2 separate regions of the Homo sapiens genome follow, and region 2 is linked to region 1. Evidence: chromatin loops called from intact Hi-C (ENCODE). Cell type or tissue: chondrocyte. All regions are shown on one strand. Links, peaks and the distances in the headings refer to the core of each region. The heading gives the core; the rest is flanking DNA.

Region 1 (10,796 bases), core at 1,962-9,961:
AACAGAGTGAGACTCCGTCTCAAAAAAAACCAACGAAACAAAATATTACTATAATAAAAAGGGTTATTGCATAATAACAAAAGATTTAACTCAACAGCAAGATATAATAATTCTAAATATAACACACTAATAATACTGTTTCTGTTTATAAAAATAAACATTAACTGAACTACAATGAAAAGTAGAAAAATCAATAATCACAAAGGAAGACTTTAACATATTTCTTCTCAGTGTTGGATAAAACAAGCATGTAAGGAAAATAAATAAGAATTTGGAAGATTTGAACAACACAATTAACATGAACATATATGAAATACGTTTCAAGAACAAGAGGGTTTTTTTTAGTTGACTATATTCTGAACAAAAAGCAAATATCAAGAAATTTCAAAGAAATAAATTCTTATATGGTGTATACTCAGAACATAGGGCAGTTGTCTCACAAATAAATAACCAGGAAAGAATAACCTAGAAAATGTCCATGATTGGAAATACAGAAATATACTTTTAAATAACTCAGGGATTAAGAAAAATATAAGAGAAATGAGAAAATATTGTTAACAATCAAAATTTCCAGGATACATACCAAGCTGTTCCTACAGGAAAATGTATATCCTTAAATGCATATTTGAGGGGAAAAAAGTCTGGAAATTAGAGAAGCATCTATCTCAACAAATTAGGGAAAAGGGCTGCAAAATAAACCCATACAAATAAGTAGAAAAAATGAAATAATAAAGAACAAAAATTAATGCTATTCCTCCTAACAAGTCATCAAATCTGGGGTGGTCTTTGGGACTCCTAACACAGACTATAGATAGATGATTGATAAATACACAGAAAGATATAGAGAGAAGGAACAAACACTTTTAAAATCAGGTTTACATTCACCAGATAAATGAATTTGCATATCTAATCATTGTATTTCTTCTTATTGCCAAAAAAGAAACTTATACTCATATTTTTTGATTCAATATATGCATTTACTCACCTTTAGTAACTTGATTTCTCGCATTGCAATCTTTTTAACCATTTTGTCATCGTCACTTTCTAAGAACTTCTTTATGGCCACAATTCTTCCAGTATCTTTATTCCTACACTTCATCACCATTCCATAACTCCCTTCTCCAACCAAACCCAGGTTTTCATATTTTTCCATTTTAATTTAAAGTCCGTAGAAACTTTTTGCTGTGAAAACCAAAACATAGATTTAACAAAGTTGAGTACGTTAATTTCCTCCGCCTTCCCAGCAAATTAATTCTTCCCTGCTTGTTTTCCATATTAGTCACTGTGTTCATGGCTGTCCTGTATTAATTCACAATTTCCTAGTGTTTCTACATGTAAGCTATGTTTCAAAATGGTCACACACATTAAGCTATGTTTTCAAAATGGTCACACACATTTCATAATAGACAACGCAAATGGAATTGAAGCCATTAACTTTAAATTACTAAATGTCATGTTAATGAAATTCCATATATTTTTAATTCCAATAAAGCAATACTTGAGCTATCACACATAACAATTACAACTCACTTTAAAAAGCACAATTCCAGACCGGGCGCAGTGGCTCACGCCTGTAATCCCAACACTTTGGGAGGCCAAGGTGGGCGGATCACAAGGTCGGGAGATTGAGACCATCCTGGCTAACACGGTGAAACCCCGTCTCTACTAAAAATACAGAAAAATTAGCCGGACTTGGTGGCAGGCGCCTGTAGTCCCAGCTACTCGGGAGGCTGAGGCAGGAGAATGGCGTGAACCCGGGAGGCGGAGCTTGCAGTGAGCCAAGATCACACCACTGCACTCCAGCCTGGGCAACAGAGTGAGACTCCATCTCAAAAAAAAAAAAAAAAGCACAATTCCAGCCTGGGCAACATACTGAGACTCTGTCTCTACAAAAGACATTTTTAAATTAGCTGGGTGTGGTGGTGTATGCCTGTGGTCCCAGCTACTTGGGAGGCTGAGGCAGGAGAATTGCTTGAGCCCAGGAGGTTGAGGCTGCAGTGAGCTGTGATGGCACTGCACACCAGCCTGAGCAACGGAGCAAGAATCTGTCTCAAAAACAAAACAAAACAAATAAACAAAATGCACAGGCCAGGTGCAGTGGCTCACACCTGTAATCCCAGCACTTTAGAAGGCGGAGGCGGGCAGATCACCTGAGGTCAGGAGTTTGAGACCAGCCTGGCCAACATGGTGAAACCCTGTCTCTACTAAAATACAAAAATTAGCCAGGCATGGTGGTGCACCCCTATAGTCCCAGCTACTCGGGAGGCTAAGGCAGGAGAATCCCTTGAACCCAGGAGGCGGAGGTTGCAGTGAGCCAAGATAGCACTATTGCACTCCAGCCTGGGTGACAGAGTGAGACTCTGTCTCAAAAAAAAAAAAGCACAATTCCTTTTCACTCAAAGATGTATAACTGAATTTGGTGGGGGATTTTGTTTGTTTGTTTGTTTGTTTGTTTGGGACGGAGTCTTGCTCTGTTGCCCAGGCTGGAGTGCAGTGGTGAGATTTAGGCTCACGGCAACCTCCACCTCCTGGGTTCAAGCAATTCTCCTGCCTCCGCCTCTGAGTAGCTGGGATTATAGGCGTGAGCCACCACACCCGGGTAAGTTTTGTATTTTCATAGAGATGGGGTTTTGCCATGTTGCCCAGGCTGATCTCAAACTCCTGACCTCAAGTGATCCACCCACCTTGGCCTCCCAAAGTGCTGGGATTGCAGGCGTGAGCCAGAGCGCCCGGCCTGAATTTAGTTTTAATAAAGATCAACTTTTTTGTTACACTGGATTTAGATCAATGTTGGAAATACTTATGCACCTTCCACTTAATTGGAAAAAATATTTGATCACATAACAAATTAACACAGAGCATCTTTCATAAAATATTTTTCTTTACTTTTTTTTTCTTTTTTTTTTTTTTTTTTTTGAAACGGAGTCTCGTGCACTGGCGCGATCTCGGCTCACTGCAACCTCTGCCTCCCAGGTTCAAGCGATTCCCTGTTTCTGCCTCCCCAGTAGCTAGGGTTACAGGCACCGCTACCACGCCCAGCTAATTTTTGTACTTTTAGTAGAGACGGGGTTTCGCCATGTTACTGTTACTATATTGAACTTAGAAAATAAGAGTAATGACATCGGTATATAAGCAGATTTTTAAAATTAAATTAAATTTTATTAAATTTAATGTAATTATTAAATTAAATTAAATATTAGTAGTACCAAGTACAGTAAAAGTATTTCAAAAACCCTGTTAATGATTACTCACTATAAGTATAATTTGAATTTGTGTTTGAAATTTTTTTTTTTTTTTTGAGACGGAGTCTTGCTCTGTCGCCCAGGCTGGAGTGCAGTGGCGCGATCTTGGCTCACTGCAAACTCCGCCTCCCGGGTCCACGCCATTCTCCTGCCTCAACCTCTCGAGTAGCTGGGACTACAGGCGCCTGCCACCACGCCCAGCTAACTTTTTGTATTTTTAGTAGAGACGGGGTTTCACCGTGTTAGCCAGGATTGTATCGATCTCCTGACCTCGTGATCTGCCCGCCTCGGCCTCCGAAAGTTCTGGGATTACAGGCGTGAGCCACCGCGCCCGGCCTTGAAATTTTTTACTCATATTATATGACATTTTCTGAATAAAGGCAATCCTAAGAGAATCTTTCTTGTTTTACCAATGATTGACGAAGGTCCAGCAATCATTGGACAAAATGCTTTCGTACAGAAAAAAATTATTTCAGTCCAAATACAGATAGATTTTAACTATCTATTATTTCAGTAATAATAGATAAAAAATTATTTCAGTCCAAATACAGATAGATTTTAACAAGAAATAATTCTTGCCTGTTGTATTAATTGTATACTTACGGCAATCTAAAATTTACTCAGATCGTGAACTGTTTTTCCTATTTCTCTATTGGAACAGTGATGCAAAGACAAAACAAATATTCTCTTTGTTCTAGCAAACTATGCTAATCCAATGTATACAATACGTTTTCCACACTTGACATATAATAGTTTGAGATTTTATAATATATATATTTTTAATGTAGCTATATGTGGAGAACCAGAAGATTGATCTTGAGGGGTGGGAAATGAAAACAATACCAATGAACATCGACTTAAATTATTATTTTACTACCAGTTTTCATAGTAGATTCTACTACAAACTTTTTACAGAGCAGTGTCCCAGACACTAACTTTCCATGCATTTGACATTTTACCTTCTATTCCACTTCCATTAACTATTTTTTAATAAACTGTTTGTATTTGAAAAAAAAAATCTCCATATAATTCTATCCCTTCTTAATTTTTTTCTCTTCCATTAAGAGAGTATGTTTTATTAAGCACTAGGCTTTAGGTTTATCATACCAATGACAAAAATAGCTTGAATCTATAACCTGGATTATTTTAAAACATTTTGTAATTGATGTCCTCAATATTTGAAAGCACAAAGTGAACCAAAAAAAATGACTTTAAGCATGTCTGAGGTGTTCTGAAGCATATCCCAAGCTAACATTAATGCAAGTTGACTGCTTCAAGTTTATTCTCCCAACCAATTGCATATCTGGACACACCACATTGAACACACCTGCTTTTTCAAGTGACACTGTCCACAAATACTTTAAAAGTATCACAGCCTACAAAGCCTCCTGTTTCCTGAAACAGTTACTCATAAACTATAACTTCTCATGCCTTCTACTCTTGAACGGAAAGGTAATACAAACGAAAAAGAAACCTGGCCAATGGGCAAGGTGTTATTTCTGGATGGTTCTAAAAGCAACAATTTTGATAAAAATATTTGGAGAATGCTAATTTTTTATTTTGTTTAAGACAGATTAAAGGGCCGGGAGCGGTGGCTCACGCCTGTAATCCCAACACTTTGGGAGGCCGAGGCGGGCGGATCACCTGAGGTTGCGAGTTCGAGACCAGCCTAACCAACATGGAGAAACCCTGTCTCTACTAAAAATACAAACTTAGCCGGGCGTGGTGGTGATGCCTGTAATCCCAGCTACTTGGGAGGCTGAGGCAGGATAATCGCTTGAACCCAGGAGGCAGAGGTTGCGGTGAGCCGAGACCATGCCATTGCACTCCAGCCTGGGCAACAAGAGTGAAACTCCGTCTCAAAAAAAAAAAAAAAAAAAAAAAAAAAAAAAAAAAAAAAAGATTGAAATCTTTTATAGATCAAAGAACGAGATAATAGAAGCTTTAAAACGTACTATACTTACCGTTTCTTCAATCCGTTCGCATAGAAAGACCCAAAGGTTTTCAACTTGGAAACAAATTTGAGGTGAAATGCATATGGTTCGCAGGTCCAAAAGATGCTGCCTAGCAAACTAGCAATTCCAGCGCTGTTGTGATTTCTTCTGCGGACGCAGTCACGAGTCCAGGGCGAAGCAGGCAGGGAGGCAGGTGGGCCTCGGTCCGCCGCAAGCTCACACTTAGGAGGACCACGGGCCGCATGCTGTCGTCGTCAAGGCAACGACCTCACTCTGTCCCCAACCATAGGCACAAAGTCTTGGGAGACAGATACGGCCCAGGTCAGAATGCGTTCACGGCAGGCACCAACACCTGTGAAGGCCAAGGGCTAGAGAGCAATTAGCTGGGTGAGAGGCACCACCTCCCAGCTCGTAAGGCGCCCAGTACCTGGAGCCTGGGAACCTGCACCGCTCCAACTACCCCTGGGCGAAGGCGTTGGCCGCGGAGCTGCAAGGGGGGGCGGTTTCTCACCCGCCCCGAGAGCGCCAGGCCTCCCTTCTTCTGATTGGCCGAGCCGAGTCGTCACGAGCCATGATTGGCTCAGGGCCAACCACCCCGCCCCTTCACCTAGGGCTCGGCCCAGGTTCTGCTCCCTGACACGCAGAGGCCCTGCGTCCCCACACGCCTTGGTTCTCGTCAGGAGGCGCCTTTCTGCCTTCCCCAGCGGGAGGAGGCGATTGTGATGCCCACGCGAAGGGTAAAGGTGGCGGTTATGTAGGACTGCGAAGACTATGCAAAATGCGATACGGTTTCCCTCATAGCATCGCCGCTGGGGCAGGGGCGGGCGCCGGGCGCCCTGAGTCGCGTAGGCGCGGCCTGACCGGGATTCCATGCTTCCTTTCTGTTCTGGGCGGTGGGGCCAGTGTGAGCCAGGTAGGAGATAACGGTGACAGTTTAGGAGGTGATGATTAGTAGGCGAGGCAAGGTGGAAGAAGGTAGGTGATGACAGACCTGACGTTAGGAGGGACCTTGGGAAGGCCAGTCTGGCCATTGAAAGTGAGGGAAAACACTGAGATGGAGGAAGGGGAAGAGAGGGCATGAGTGGAATGGGAAAGCGCTGGGATGGCTGGGGATCTGGAGGACACGCACAACACCCGCGTATGGCAGCCAAATGGGGTGGAGTTAGGGCTTGCGATAAAACTTGCCTTAAATGCAAAAATGCAGCTCAATCCACGACTGAGCAAGACTGGTAGGTCAGAATCATGCACAGGCTTAAATCACACAGGAACAGAGCTTACCCCATTTTCAAAGAATCTGAGGCAGCGAGGAGGCCATAAGGCCAGTAAAATAACACTTTCAATCATGATAACTAAATGTTCATGATCATTTTGGTCTCGAAACTACTTTGATTTAGGGAATAGAGTGTCCTGGATAGACAAATGTCTACCATATACCCTAGTCAATATTAAGGTATTAATCATTAATGTTAAGGTATTGATTCCTTCTTGTACATTAAGAAATAGACATTCTTTTTATAGTCTTTTGTGAGTTTGGTTAGTTTGCATTAATCTCCCAGTGGTTAATTACCTTGGTCAGACTGCTTAAAATCTAGTTCCTGAACCTGTAATATTGAGAACCAGACCTGAGGCCTAGTTATGGAAAGAATAGAATTATTTGGTCAATTCAAGATGTGACTCTTAGTGTAGCAATTAGCTCTGTCCTTAGCTGTGTCCAAGTTGCGAGAAGCCCTGTCCCATTTGGTACCTCTATAGGCTATAAGAGAATCTGATGAACTTCTTTTATATGGGGGTAGATTCAGTTTTGTTGGGCCTGAAGCTTAAGAACAAGAGCGCAAAACTATTTTACTTTTGCAACTTTATAATCATATTCAACCGTATAACATTTTAAGGCCCCTTCATGCAAGAGGCCTAGAAGCTTCAATAATCTATTTATATCTCACAGGGAACCAAAGGATAAAGACTGAAAATACTGGATTTGGCGAACAAGTGATGCTTTAGGAAACAATTTCAGCCAGATGCGGTGGCTCATGCCTGTAATCCTAGCACTTTGGGAGGCCAAGGCGGGCAGATCACCTGAGGTCAGGAGTTTGATACCAGCCAGGCCAACATGGTGAAACCCTGTCTCTACTAACAATACAAAAATTAGCTGGGCATGGTTGTGAACGCCTGTACTCCCAGCTACTTGGGAGACTGAAAAAAAGAAAACAAACAAACCAAAAAAAAACAATTTCAGTAAGAACTGAGTTTGAAAGCCAGTTGTAGAGGACAGAGGTTATTAAAGACTTACACATTCTGGCCATCTACAGGATTGTTAATAGAGAAGGTATTATGTAGAAACAGGATTGTGTTACTATTTTTTCTTTCTTTTCTTCTGAGGCGGAGTCTCACTCTGTTGCCCAGGCTGGAGTGCAGCAGCACGATCTTGGCTCACTGCAACCTCTGCTTCCTGGGTTCAAGCGATTCTCCTGTCTCAGCCTCCCAGGTAGCTGGGATTACAGGACCCCACCACCACGCCTGGCTAATTTTTTTCTTTTTTTAGTAGAGGCAGGTTTTCGCCATGTTGGTCAGACTGGTCTCGAACTCCTGACCTCAGTTGATCCGCCCGCCTCAGCCTCCCAAAGTGCTGGGATTACAGGCGTGACCCACCGCACCCGGCCTATTTTTTCTTTTTAAAGAGGGAAATATTTATAGGGAAAAAGAGTGGGGAGAGACCTTAAAGGGGCAAGAAAATGAATAATTAATGAAAAACCAAGGAGAGGTACTGAAGAGTAGGTAATAATATATGAGAAGGGGTTAGGCTTGAAGAGGTTTAGAGAAAATGGAAAAAACTGAGAAAAGTGTAGGGCATACACTGTGGGCCCAGGCCATCTCAGTAAAAGAACTTTATTTTTGCATAAAAAGGTAATGGTGAGATAGAGGCTTAAGGATTTGAGAGCAGAAATACGTTAGAATAGTTAAGAAGTCATTTTGATATAAAAGGAACACAAAATAGTAAAAATGTGCTCACTTGAGCCTGGGTACCATGAATTTACAGTGAACCAACTGACACTGTTGCCCAGAATTGGGCAACCCCAAAGGAAAGAATGGAGAAAATAGATGATATATAAGCTGCCTCTTTTAGAGAACTGGTAATGCAAAAAGATTAAACAAAGGAGTTAAGGAATTTCAGAACAAGGATCACTGAGAAAAAAAAAAGGAATCAAAGATGCTGAAGAAAATACCATTAAAATTGCTTGCCATGGGCTCCTGCTAAATAGGAAGATAAATTTTGACAGCAGTTAGCTAATAAACTGAAAACGGAGGCACTGAGGGTCTGGAAGTCATCATAGGCATGAATAATAAGTTTAAAGGAGCAATATAGGAGGAAAAAGTTATCAGAGAAAGCAGTTTGTGTATTCCAGATGTTGGAAATGGCACAGGATGATCAGTTCTAAAGGGTGGAGTATTTGGCTGTTCCTTGGGTAGCTGAAGTTGAGTGGAAAATGTCATTGAGTTCAAAGAAACTTGAGGTCACAGTATGAAAAATTCATTAACATGAACTACCAAGTAGGACTATAGTGGAAGAGGCTGAGAAAGACATTAATCAGTGAAGAAAGTGAAAATGTTCTAAAAATCTAAAGAAAACAGTATGGGAGTGCATGAGGTAGATGTCAAGAGAGGACAGCTTGAGAGATGGCAATGGCAATGAAATAAATGTGAAATAGATTAAGGACCATATGACCCAGCAATTCCACTTCCAGGTATTATAAGAGAAATAAAAACATGTTCACATAAAAACTTACACACAAATGCTCACAACAGCATTATTAATAACCAAAAAAACAGAAAAAACCCAAATGTCCATCAGCGGAGGAATAAAATTTGGTGTATTCAATTTAATGGAATATTACTCAACCATAAAAGGAAGTGCTGATACATGATGGATGAATCTTGAAAACACTATGCCAAGGGAAAGAAGCCAGACACAAAAAGGCACGTGTTATATAAAGTGTCCAGCCTAGGCAAATCCATAGAAACAGAAAGTACATTAGTGGTTACCAGGGGCTGTGGTTAGATGGGAATGGAAAGTGACTACTGGTAGGTATGAGGTTCCTTTTTGGGGTGATGAAAATGTTCTGGAATTAGGAAGTGGTGATGGTTATATAACCTTGTGAATATACTAAAAACCACTGAACTGTATGCTGAAAAAGGTGAATTTTATGTAATTTGTATCTCAACTTAAAAATAATAGACTAGAGGGGGATTAGAAATTAAAGCCTGCCCAGAAATATTTTTCAATGATTTTATATATTTTAGTTTAGAGTAGACCCATTCTTCCTCACATTAGCAATCATCTCTTAAATTACTCTCCACAACAATCATTTTCTACATATCTTGACATCCAAAAAACAATGTGCTTGGGCCCTTTTCTTGCCCGTCCACCACTAGTCCCCCCGGGCCCCATGAGATCCTGACTGATGAGGTTTTGGCATCACCTCAATTGAGTCACCAAGTGAAAGGGCCGTAAAATCTTTAGACTACAAAAGGTTCTTCATTATCAGTATATTATAGAACATGCAACTATGAATACATTTCCCCATTCTATTAAGAAAATGGACTGACTTATTTTGAAGTTCTAAGTTTTTTTGATGGGAGGACATTTGCTAAACCTAGTTTAATGACTTGATTACTACATTAAAAGATTATGAAGACAACTAGATTTGAAAACCTAAAGTATAATGTGCCACTTATTTTGCCAAGTTCAACATATATCACACCTTGCTGTATCAGCCACCAGCATCTATACCATAGTGGTTGTGAACATAGGAATCCATTCCTCAAATATTAAAAATACTATATATTCTTTCCTACTTAGATAACCATGGTAATAAATAAAATAGTATACCTTCTGTTTGTTTGCACTAGTAACATGCCTCTTATTACCCTCACTTACTTTTCATTTCCTTCTAGTTTCACCCCATTCCTCTGTTCATCCTTATAGCAAAACTACAGAAAAAGTTGGTGTTCATTAGTTCAATTTCCAATATCCAGTCCTCTCTTGGACTTCATCCTTATTACTTCATTGAAATAGTTCTTACCAAAGTCACTATGACCTACATCCTGCCAAAGACATCTGTAGTGGAGCTTACTAGCTACTCACAATAAGCTGATTTCTTTTTTGCCTGTATGCATGGCTTATTTTTTGCAACCTCCGTGGAAGTTGGGAATGGCTATGTGATTGAATTCAAGCCAATGGAATATGAGATGTGTACGTTCCCATTCCTGGCACATAAAAATCTAGCACTCATGATCCTCCAAAATCTTTTTCCCTTTTAGTCGGCTATATTAGAGATGATTCCGTGATCTTGAAGCCACCTATTGAAGTTGGTAGAGCCTTCATTCACCTGTGTCCCTAAATAGCTACGAGGGGGGAGGGCCAGACCACTGGTCTTTTCACTGCCACTCTAATACTTTTTACAGGAAGCAGGGAAAAAAAAAAAAACTATTGTATCTGAGCCATTAGACATTTTGGTATCTATTTATTGTAGCAGTTAGCCCACTCTAATTCACTTGCTATTTTATTTGAACTTTCAGCAGCATTTGACACAACTATCTATCC
Region 2 (10,796 bases), core at 1,561-9,560, 220 kb after region 1:
TGTGGCATTAGGTACATTCACATTATCGTACAACCTCATTACTCCATCTCCAGAACTTTTTTTATCATCTGAAACTGAAACTCTGTACCTTGAATGTGCTTTTTTTTTTTTTCTTTCTTTTTTTGAGATGGAGTCTCGCTCTGTCTCCCAGGCTGGAGTGCAGTGGTGCAATCTCGGCTCACTGCAACCTCCACCTCCCAGGTTCAAGTGATTCTCCTGCCCCAGCCTCCCAAGTAGCTGGGATTACAGGCATACGCCACAACACCCCAGATAAATTTTGTATTTTTAGTAGAGATGGGGTTTTTCCATGTTGGCCAGGCTGGTCTCGAACTCTTGATCTCAAGTGATCCACCTGCCTCAGCCTCCCAAAGTGTTGGGATTACAGGCATGAACCACCATGCCCGGCCCCACATGTACTTTTAAACAGGATCTCCAGGTGGTTCATATGCACAGTAAAGCTGGGAAGCACTGTTCTAGGAGACTTCTCACCATGGTAAACCTAATAGCATACTGTGTGGTAGACCCTGTACTAAGTATTCTGCATGTCTTATCTCATCTAATCCTCTCAGCAACCTGATGAAGTAGATACTATCATGAACTCACTGTACAGATAGGGAAACATGTAAGCGTTTGTACTCAAGGTTGTACAATTTGAAGGGATGGAGCTGGGTCTGTGATTCCAGAGTGTGTGCTTTACTCCCTCTGAACTTTTTCTCTTTTTTTTTTTTTTTTTTTGAGACGGAGTCTTGCTCTGTCGCCTAGGCTGGAGTGCAGTGGCGCGATCTTGGCTCACCACAACCTCTGCCTCCCAGGTTCAAGCAATTCTCCTGCCTCAGCCTCCTGAGTAGCTGGGATTACAGGCGTGTGCCACCACGCCCGGCTAATTTTTTTTTGTATTTTTAGCAGAGACGGGGTTTCACCATATTGGCCAGGCTGGTCTCAAACTCCTGACCTTGTGATCCGCCCGCCTTGGCCTCCCAAAGTGCTGGACTTAGAGGCGTGAGCCACTGCGCCCAGCCCTTTTTCTTCTTTTTGAGACAGGGTCTCACTCTGTCACCCAAGCCAGAGTGCAGTGATGCAAACCCGGCTCACTGCAGCCTCAGCTTCTTGGGCTCAAGTGATCTTCCTGCCTCAGACTCCCATGTAGCTGGGACCACAGGCATGTGCCACCATGTCTGGCTAATTTTTGTATTTTTTGTAGAGCGGGAGTCTCACCATCTTGCCCAGGCTCCCTCCAGACCTTTTCTGTGCCCAGAAATATCCCAGCAGGTGTCTTGCATTTGAGAATGTGCATTGAGGAAGAAAGATGCCTGAATATGGAGAGGGAAGAAGTAAAATAAGATCCCCACTGCAAATAAATCTTTTATCTGTAGTTTTACACAGCTCTGGCATCCAGTAAAGAGATCTGGAGAATCTGGGACTGTGCTTTCACAGCATTATTTCATTTTGTCTCCCCAGAAACTTGAGTCTCCTAATTAAGATTTTCTTTCCTTTCTTAGGCATTTCAGCTGCTCCTATTTCTTTCTTTTTGGACTCTTCTAGAAAAACAGAGAAATCAAACAGGAAGCTGCTGCTGGGGAGTTCTGTGTTGGATAGGATAGTGTGGCCAGGCTCACTGTTCTACTACCTCAAACCCCAAGGTTTCAGCATGACTCAGGGGGTGCAAACTCCAAAAGGTCTAACTTGGAATGTGACTTAGGAACTCTGGCCAGTCTCCCTTGCTCAGATCTGAAACTGGGAAATTTTCAAAACCCAAAACCTTGCATAATCAGAAAGAATAAATCCCTATAAGGAAGAGAAACACAATGGAAAATTCCACTGGAGATATCTGAAATTGCCTGACTCTTGTGTCAGCAACTGGGAGGTCAGATGGCCACAAAGAGTACACAGTTGGACAAGATCTATCCTTCTAGGAAGTGGATTCCTGGAGGGTACTTCTGGTCATTAAAAGTTGCTTGAAAACTGTAGAAACTAAGACCCAGTGTTGTGTTTGTGCGTGTATGTGCAGTGGCGCAATCATAGCTCACTGTCACCTATTATTCCTGGGCTCAAGCGATCCTTTTGCCTCAGCCTCTGGAATAGTTAGGACTACAGGTGCACTGCCACCACCACACCCAGTTAACTTTTTAAATTTCCTTGTAGAAACAGAGTCTCTGTGTTCCCAGACTGGTGTTGAACTCCTGGCCTCGGCCTCCTGAAGTGCTGGGATTACCGGCATGAGCCACTGTTCCCAGTCCTGGTCTTCTTAATGATTGTTTCAGAACTACTCATGATCAAAGATCAGTTAGGCAAATGGTTCTCAATCCTGGCTAACGCTAGAATCGATCACCTGTAAAATTTCTTTAAGAATCCGGATGCCCAGGACCCATTCCCAGAGATTTGGATTTAATTGGTCTGGAGTGACACCCAGGCCCAGGTATTTTCCAATGTGTCCAATGTTGAGAAACACTGAATTAGACAAAGTAGGGCAAAACTGTCATTTATTTTTGTATTTGCTATGCCTAACACAGTATCTGTCCCTTAGTTAGGTATTCCGTAAGAGTTCATGGAATATGTATGTGAATAAATGAACTAGTGTCATCACATAAACAACTTTCAGCACTTAGGTTGCACTTTATGGGTTTCAAAATACTTTTGTATGTGCTGCTCTCATTTTAGTCTGTTAAAAAGGTAAACTGAGGCACAAAAAATTATTTTTAAGGTTTATTTGAGCAAACAATGAATCATGAATCACACAGCTCCAAACCAGGAGCAGTTTAGGGGCTCCATTAAGGAAGTATGAAAGAGGGACAGGCTCTTTTATTTTATTTATTTATTTATTTTTTGAGATGGAGTTTCACTCTTTGCCCAGGCTGGAGTGCAGTGGCACGATCTCAGTTCACTGCAACCTCCGCCTCCCGGGTTCAAGTGATTCTTCTGCCTCAACCTCCTGAGTAGCTGGGATTACAGGCAACCGCCACCATGCCTGGCCAATTTTTGTATTTTTAGTAGAGACAGAGTTTCACCATTTTGGTCAGGCTGGTCTCGAACTCCTGACCTCAGGTGATCCATCCACCTCTGCCTCCCATAGTGCAGGGATTACAGGCGTGAGCCACCATGCCCAGCCCTAGGAACAGGCTTTTATACCATGAATACCTAAGTAACACATAGGAAAGATTTGATTTGTTACAGCTATAAAGTTGCCTTATTTGGTCTATACTACTGGAAAGTCCCTACTTAGATAAGTTTGTTGGCTATTTCTGATTGGTGGAGCTTAAGTTCTGTTTTTCTTTAACACAGACATTTACAAGAAATAAGTTTTTCTTATGTTTGCAAATCAAGCGAGGTTAAGATCACCTATGAGGCCTAGCTGGCTTTGTCTGCTCAATGATTCTTCTAGCCTGGTCTCCATTTTAATTTACTTTAACAGATCTCATGTTCTCTGAAAAATATCACTGTATGATGCTCATCTTACAGATGGGGAAGCCGAGGCTTAAAGAGATTAGGTGATTTCCACCTCCACCCCAAATCCAACAAAACTAATAAATGGAACTCTTGTTTATTTAACTCTTTTCCACTCATAAGGTTTAATGACTAAGGATGGTTCTCATCTGGCTCCAGTCATGCCCTGAGAAAGTTTGTTTGCCTTGGCAAGTATGTCATTTATTCTTCCCACCTTGAGGTCTGAAAACTGCTTATTATAGAAAAATTCAAACAAAAAAGGTTATAAAATAGTATAATTAACCTTCATGTAATCATCACCCAGCTTCAACAGCGATCAACTCAGGGCCAGCCTCATTTTGTTCACACCCCTGCCTCTATTTTGAAACAAATCCCAGTAACTATGTCAGTATGTATCTCTAAGAATTTAAAAAAAATTACCTCTGGCCAGGCGCAGTGGCTCACGCCTGTAATCCCAGCACTTTGGGAGGCTGAGGAGGGTGGATCACCTGAGGTCAAGAGTTCGAGATCAGCCTGGCCAACATGGTGAAACTTCCTCTCTGCTAAAAATACAAAAATTAGCCGGGCATGGTGGTGGGCACCTGTACTCCCAGCTACTAATAGGCTGAGGCAGGAGAATCGCTTGAACCCAGGAAGCAGAGGTTGTAGTGAGACGAGATCATGCCACTGCACTCCAGCCTGGGTAACAGAGCAAAAACTCTGTCTCAAAAAATAATAATAATAAAATAACCTCAATATCATCACCATACCCCCCCCCACCCAAAAAAAGAATAAATTCTTAATATCACCAAATACTCAGTGGGCATTCACACATCTCTTGTCTTTTTAAAAAAAAAAAAAAAATTCTGGCCAGGTGCGATGGCTCACACCTGTAATCCTAGCATTTTGTGAGGCCAAGGTAGGTGGATCACCTGAGGTCAGGAGTTAGAGACCAGCCTGGCCAACATGGTGAAACCCTGTCTCTACTAACAATACAAAAAATTTTCCGGGCATGGTGGCGGGTGCTTGTAATCCCAGCTTCTAGGGAGGCTGAGGCAGGAGAATCGCTTGAATCCAGGAGGCAGAGGTTGCAGTGAACTGAGGTCGTGCCACTGCACTCCAGCCTGGGCAACAAGAGCGAAACTCCATCTCAAAAGAACAAAAACAAAAACAATTAGCCCGGTGTAGTGGTGCATGCCTGTAATCCAGGCTACTTGAAAGGCTGACGCAGGAGAATCATTTGAACCCAGGAGGTGGAGGTTGCAGTGAGTCGATATTATGCCACTGCACTGCAGCCTGGGCGACAGACTGAGACACTGTCTCAAAAATAAATAAATAAATAAATAAATAAATAAACAAACAGTTTCTTTGTTTGCTGTACATTTTATCAGAAAAAGAAATTAAAAAAATAAACAGCTTCTTTGATTAGGGATCCAAGTAAGTTCTACACATTGCAATTGGTTGATATGTCTCATAAGTCTGTTTTAATCTATAGGTTTCCCTTCATTTCTCTCTGTTTGCCTCCTTTTAATTTATTTGTTGAAGAAACCATTTGTCTTGCCAAGTCCCCACAGTCTGGATTTCACTGACCACAGCCTCCTGGCATCATTTAACACATTCCTCTGGGCCTTGTAGCTCCTATAATTTAATAGGTAGATCCAGAAGCTTGATTCGATTTGGGTTAATTTTTTTTCTTTTTCTTTCTTTCTTTTTTTTTTTTTTTTTGAGACAGAGTCTCCCTCTGTCCTCCAGGCTAGAGTGCTCACTGCAACCTCTGTCTCCGGGCTCAAGTGGTCCTCTTGCCTCAGCTGGGACTACAGACGTGTGCCACCATGCCCAGCTGACTTTTGTATTTTTGTAGAGAAGGGGTTTCACAATGTTGGCCAGGCTGGTCTCAAGCTCCTGAGCTCAAGCGATCCACCTACTTCTGGCTCCCAAAGTGCTGGAAATACAGGTGTGAGCCACTACTCCCGGCCAATTTTTTTTTCTCAAAACTTCCTAGATGCTTGTAAGGTCTTACATAAAGGGACAAATTTTGGTAACAAAACCAATTGTGAAGGCTAGGCAGCTAATACACATAAAATCATGGCCCAGAATTAAGGAGGGACCTGTGTAATTGTGACCATGAAGTGCCCAGTTTAGGCTGGGAGGACCCCTTTTCTAACTCTGGGTCCAAGTTTAGCCCTGCACATCCCCATCAGACGTCCCGGCCCCTTCAGCTCTGTGTGTTTGCTCCTCTCCTCTCCTGATTTCTACCATTTGGTGCCAGCATAGGCAGGCATTCTATGGGGACTCTTCCTTGGGAGTCAGCGTTTTCCTGTGACCTGGTAACATTGCTATTTCTAGCTAGTTGGTGATAAGGGATCAGCATTTTCTAGCAGCTACTGTTGCCACACAGAGCATTTGCTCAGAGCGACATCTAGTGGCTCTTAAAAAAATAATGTAGTGAGGTGTAGTGGCCCTTTTTTTTTTAGACGGAGTCTTGCTCTGTCTCCCAGGCTGGAGTGCAATGGCGCAATCTCGGCTTACTGCAACCTCCGCCTCCCCGGGGGTTCAAGCGATTCTCCTAAGATTACAGGCGCCTGTCACCGTGCCCAGCTAACTTTTGTATTTTTTAGTAGAAATGGGGTTTTGCCATGTTGGTCAGGCTGATCTCGAACTCCTGACCTCAGGTGATCCACCCGCCTTGGCCTCTCAAAGTGCTGAGATTACAGGCATGAGCCACCATGCCTGGCCATGGCCCTTTTCTAAAGCGACATCTGATTTTAAAATATGTATTTTATCGTAATTTTTAATTACAAAAGTAACTCATCATCATAAGAAAAACCCCAAAAGATATTGAATAGTAATAGCCTTGGCAATCAGATTGGCTTCCGAAATTTCATTCAAGTCTTTCCTGGTGCACCACTGAATGCAAAATGAAAATCCCACCAGATCTCAAGCCCCAAGAGTAACCACAGTGAATCATAGATCATGCTTCCCAGTGGCCGCATAGTATTTCCTGGAACATAGGGATGGGGATAATTGCTCACCTCATCTCTTATTAGTGGACTTTATGGGTAGATTTCGGGGTTTTTGCTTTTACAAACAATGCTTCCAGGAAGTCTTTGTACATATGGCCTTTGCATTCTTGAGAGTGTTTCTGTCAACAGTCATATAGAAAATGGAATTCTGAGTCAAAGAGAATGAGCATTTTTTGCTCTGATTTACACCTCTACCAATAATGTGCCTGTTTCTCCGTGTGCTCACAACCCCAGAATATTATCACTTAAATAAAAACGTTTGTGCATGTTGGCTTTTAATCTTTCTGTTTAAAAGAAAAAATGAATTTTTGGTGTTGTGGTGACTAGGTTGGGTTCTGTGTGATGCAATTTTTTTCTGACCATTATCTTCCTAGAGACAGTTCATACTGAATTTGTAACTGGTGGTGGATTCCAACATAGAAACAAGGATATTTGGACCCTTATTAATATTTGTGAACTCAAATTATATTTATGGATTGCCTACTGTGTGCCCATGCAGACACATGAAACCTGCCCTGTCTTCTGAGGGAACTCGCAGAGCAGTGGAGGCCGCCGGCATGCACGCCAGTCACTGCAATGAGTGGGTGATTCAGGCTCTACCTTGAGCAACATAAGGCAAGCTGGTGCCCGAGAGGAGGCAGTGAGGAGGAAGCAGTCAAGGGAAGGCTGCACAGAGGGGAGGGCGTTGAAGCTGGGTCTTGAAGAATAAAGGCCAGGCCCACAGGAAGGAGGGCAACTCAGGGAGGGGAAACAGAATGTGAGAGGAGTGGTGTGTTTGCAGGCTGCAGGAAGATCCAAGTGTCTAGAAAGAGTTTTGAGACTGCACATATGGCACAGGCTGGGTCACAGAGTTTGTACTTTATCTGCAAGACAAAGAGATTTTCAAACTCTAGATAATTTTATTTTAAAAGAAAACACGGCCGGGCTCAGTGGCTTACGCCTGTAATCCCAGCACTTTTGGAGGCTGAGGTGGGCGGATCGCTTGAGGTCTGGAGTTCGAGACCAGCCACAACATAGCGAAACCCTGTCTCTACTAAAAATACTAAAATTAGCCAGGTGTGATGGCACACGCCTGTAATCTCAGCTACTCAGGAGGCTGAGGCAGGAGAATCGCTTGAACCCGGGAGGCGGAGGTTGCAGTGAGCTGAGATCACACCACTGCACTCCAGCCTGGGAAACAGATTGAGACTCCGTCCTCCGTCTCAAAAAAAAAAAAAAAAAAAAAAAAAAAAAAAAAAGATAGTATTACCTCAATACTGTAATAGAGAAATCAATATCATTTGCCATAAATAGAACCATAAAAATTAATTTACAGAACAGAAAAAAAAAACCAAGTGTGTTTAAAACAGTTCAAAAATTAAAATGAAATCTAGGCCGGGTGCAGTGGCTCACGCCTGTAATCCCTGCACTCTGGGAGGCCGAGGTGGGCGGATCACCTGAGGTGAGGAGTTCGAGACCAGTCTGGCCAACATGGTGAAACTCCATCTCTACTAAAAATACAAAAATTAGCCAGGCGTGGTGGCAGGCGCCTGTAATCCCAGCTACTCGGGAGCTCTGAACCCGGGAGGCGGAGGCTGCAGTAAGCCGAGTTTGCACCATTGCACTCCAGCCTGGGGGACAAGAGCGAGACTTTGTCTTTAAAAAAAGAGTTAAAAAAATTAAAATGAAATCTAATAACTAATCTGTTTACAAAAAAATCATGTCTAAAATTATCTTCATCTGTGAGAAAAATAAACCAGTTTATGATCAATCAATAGTAATAAAGAGATTCAGCTCTGTATCATTTAGTTTAAGACTAAGATGAGGGTTATGTCAATGACAATTCTGTGTCTTTTTGTGTATGTTAATCAGCATCTCCCCCACCCATCCCCCCACGCCCCCAGAAATCTCGACACACTGATGTAGGTAGGTAGAGCTTCCCCCTGCTCCTGAAAAGCAGAGTCGCAGAAGCTCAGGGTGGCCACTGTAGCTCAGATAACCTAGATCCTACAGCCAGGAACTGAAATCCAAATCTTCTGACTCCACATTCTTATACCAGGCCGATGCCTGGTATAAAAGTTAACAGAAAAAAACCTTTCTAATTCATATATCTCTCCACATACAGAACTAGGCTGCCTGTAGGAGCAGTGACCTCTACCCTGGAGCATTTCCACAAAGCCTGGAGGACACGTGTATCTTTCGAGGTTTTTCTCCAGAGAAATGCTTTAGAGGTTGTACTTAATATCTGAAATTCCTTATAATTCTTAACAGTCTCTGAGTCTGTGACTGAGAAATATTTCAAGACACTAACACAGGGATTAAAAACTTTATCCCTTTGTTTTAATAATTAAAATGCAGACTAAAGGAGGTTTTGAGTTCTATAGAAATAAACACTCAAATTTAAAATAATGGTCTTTATGGCTGAACACAGTAGCTCATGCCTGTAATCCCAGCACTTTGGGAGGCTGAGGCGGGTAGATCACCTGACGTTAGGAATTCGAGACCGGCCTGACCAACATGGTGAAACCCCATCCCTACTAAAAGTACAAATAAAGTAGCTGGGTGTGGTGGTGGGTGCCTGTAATCTCAGCTACTCAGGAAGCTGAGGCAGGAGAATCGCTTGAACCCGGGAGGCAGAGGTTGCAGTGAGCTGAGACTGTGCCATTGCACTCCAGCCTGGGCGACAGAGCAAAACTCTATCTCAAATAAATAAGTAAACAAAATAAAATAATGGTCTTTAGAGATTTATGAAACCCTAATTATGTCTGCATGTGAGTTCTATGTCCAGCATTAGTAATAATTGTTTTTTTAAAAAAACAAAACAAGGCCGGGCACGGTGGCTCACAGCTGTAATCCCAGCACTTTGGGAGGCCAAGGCGGGTGGATCACCTGAGGTTGGGAGTTCGAGACCAGCCTGACCAACATGGAGAAACCCCATCTCTATTAAAAATACAAAATTAGCTGGGCATGGTGACACATGCCTGTAAACCCAATTACTCAGGAGGCTGAGGCAGGAGGGAGAATCGCTTGAATCCGGGAGGTGGAGGTTGCAGTGAGCCAAGATCGGGCCATTGCACTCCAGCCTGGGCAAAAAGAGCGAAAACTGTCTCAATAAATAAATAAATAAATAAATAACCAAAACCTAAAACACTTATTTACAACTTGAAGACATGTCAAAAATGCTAAAACAGAGAAATTCTTTTATGACTATTAGCATTTTCTCAGAAAAGATCGTTTCTGGGAAGTATGAGCCCTTCCTGAAATTATCCTTCTATTTTGATTAATACAACTAAACTTTAATTCCTTGGATTGTCAATGTTTTGAGTTATCTACTGCTACATAACAAATACCTCAAAAGTTAGTGGTTTAAAACAACAATAACCACCTATGATATTTCACAATTCTGTGAGTTAACTGGGGTGATTCTTCTGCTCCATGTGTTATCAGCTGGCCTCCCAAAGTGCCAGACATGAGCCACTATGCCTTGCCATTCTCAGTTTTAATTTCTAATACAGTAAATATCAATAGATATAAGCCACATCAGCAAAAGTTCTTTGGGATCGTCAGTACTTTTTGGGAGTATAAAAGGATCCTGAGATGAAAACATTTGAGAAGCCCTTCAATAGAGGCAAAAGAAGAATTGGGGACACGTGAGAAATAGTATGGACTAATAAATAACTGGACTAATGATTTTAAGGTGGTAGCAATGGGGAGTAAAAACGGCTCAATTTTAGATGTGTTTTGAAGGGAAAGTCAACAAGATCGATCAGATGTGGGAAATGAGGAGAGAAGTCAAGTATTATTCCAAGGGTTTTGTTTTAGTTTTTGCTTTGTCTTTCACCTGAGTGAACTGGTAGGATGGCATTGATATTTAATTAGAAAAGACCAGGGAAGAAGAGATGTAGGGGAAATATAGTGAACTTATTTGGAGAATGTTGAGTTTGAGATGTTCATTAAATATTTAAGTGTTAGGGGAGTTGTCTCGGGTGGAGATATAACCTTCAGAGTCTTAACCATATGGATTGCATTTAAAACAATGAGACTGAATGAGATCGGCCGGGTGTGTTGGCTCATGCCTGTCATCCCAGCACTTTGGGAGGCCGAGGTGGGCGGATCACGAGGTCAGCAGATCGAGACCATCGTGGCTAACACGGTGAAACCCCGTCTCTACTAAAAATACAAAAAATTAGCTAGGCGTGGTGACGGTCACCTGTAATCCCAGCTACTCGGGAGGCTGAGGCAGGAGAATGGCTTGAACCCGGGAGGCGGAGCCTGCAATGAGCCGAGATTGCGCCACTGCACTCCAGCCTGGGCGACAGAGCGAGACTCAGTCTCAAAAAAAAAAAAGAGACTGGATGAGATCAACAAAGGAGT

What was found. A loop is a pair of places that touch in the nucleus more often than their neighbours do. Peaks named below come from ENCODE experiments on the same cell type or tissue, not always from the same donor. Only the 100,000 strongest peaks of a DNase experiment are listed, where the experiment ranks them.
Region 2: a loop joins it to region 1, with 2.1 times the contacts of the local background. A loop is called at or near these places in 4 of 110 quality-filtered maps.

What each region holds. Positions count from the first base shown.
Region 1 is chr4:75,624,836-75,635,631 of GRCh38, forward strand. It overlaps CDKL2 (cyclin dependent kinase like 2), which reads right to left and starts at 5,693. Exons shown (of 14, transcript NM_001330724.2): 1 at 5,207-5,693; 2 at 986-1,182. The coding sequence starts at 1,153. In chondrocyte, for the core only: no CTCF peak of the experiment used is centred there; DNase peaks (open chromatin) are centred at 5,416, 5,736 and 6,044.
Region 2 is chr4:75,842,605-75,853,400 of GRCh38, forward strand. No RefSeq gene overlaps it. Among named protein-coding and RNA genes, the nearest start is that of PPEF2, 54 kb to the right of the region's middle. In chondrocyte, for the core only: CTCF peaks have their summits at 5,822 (motif pointing left) and 6,030; no DNase peak of the experiment used is centred there.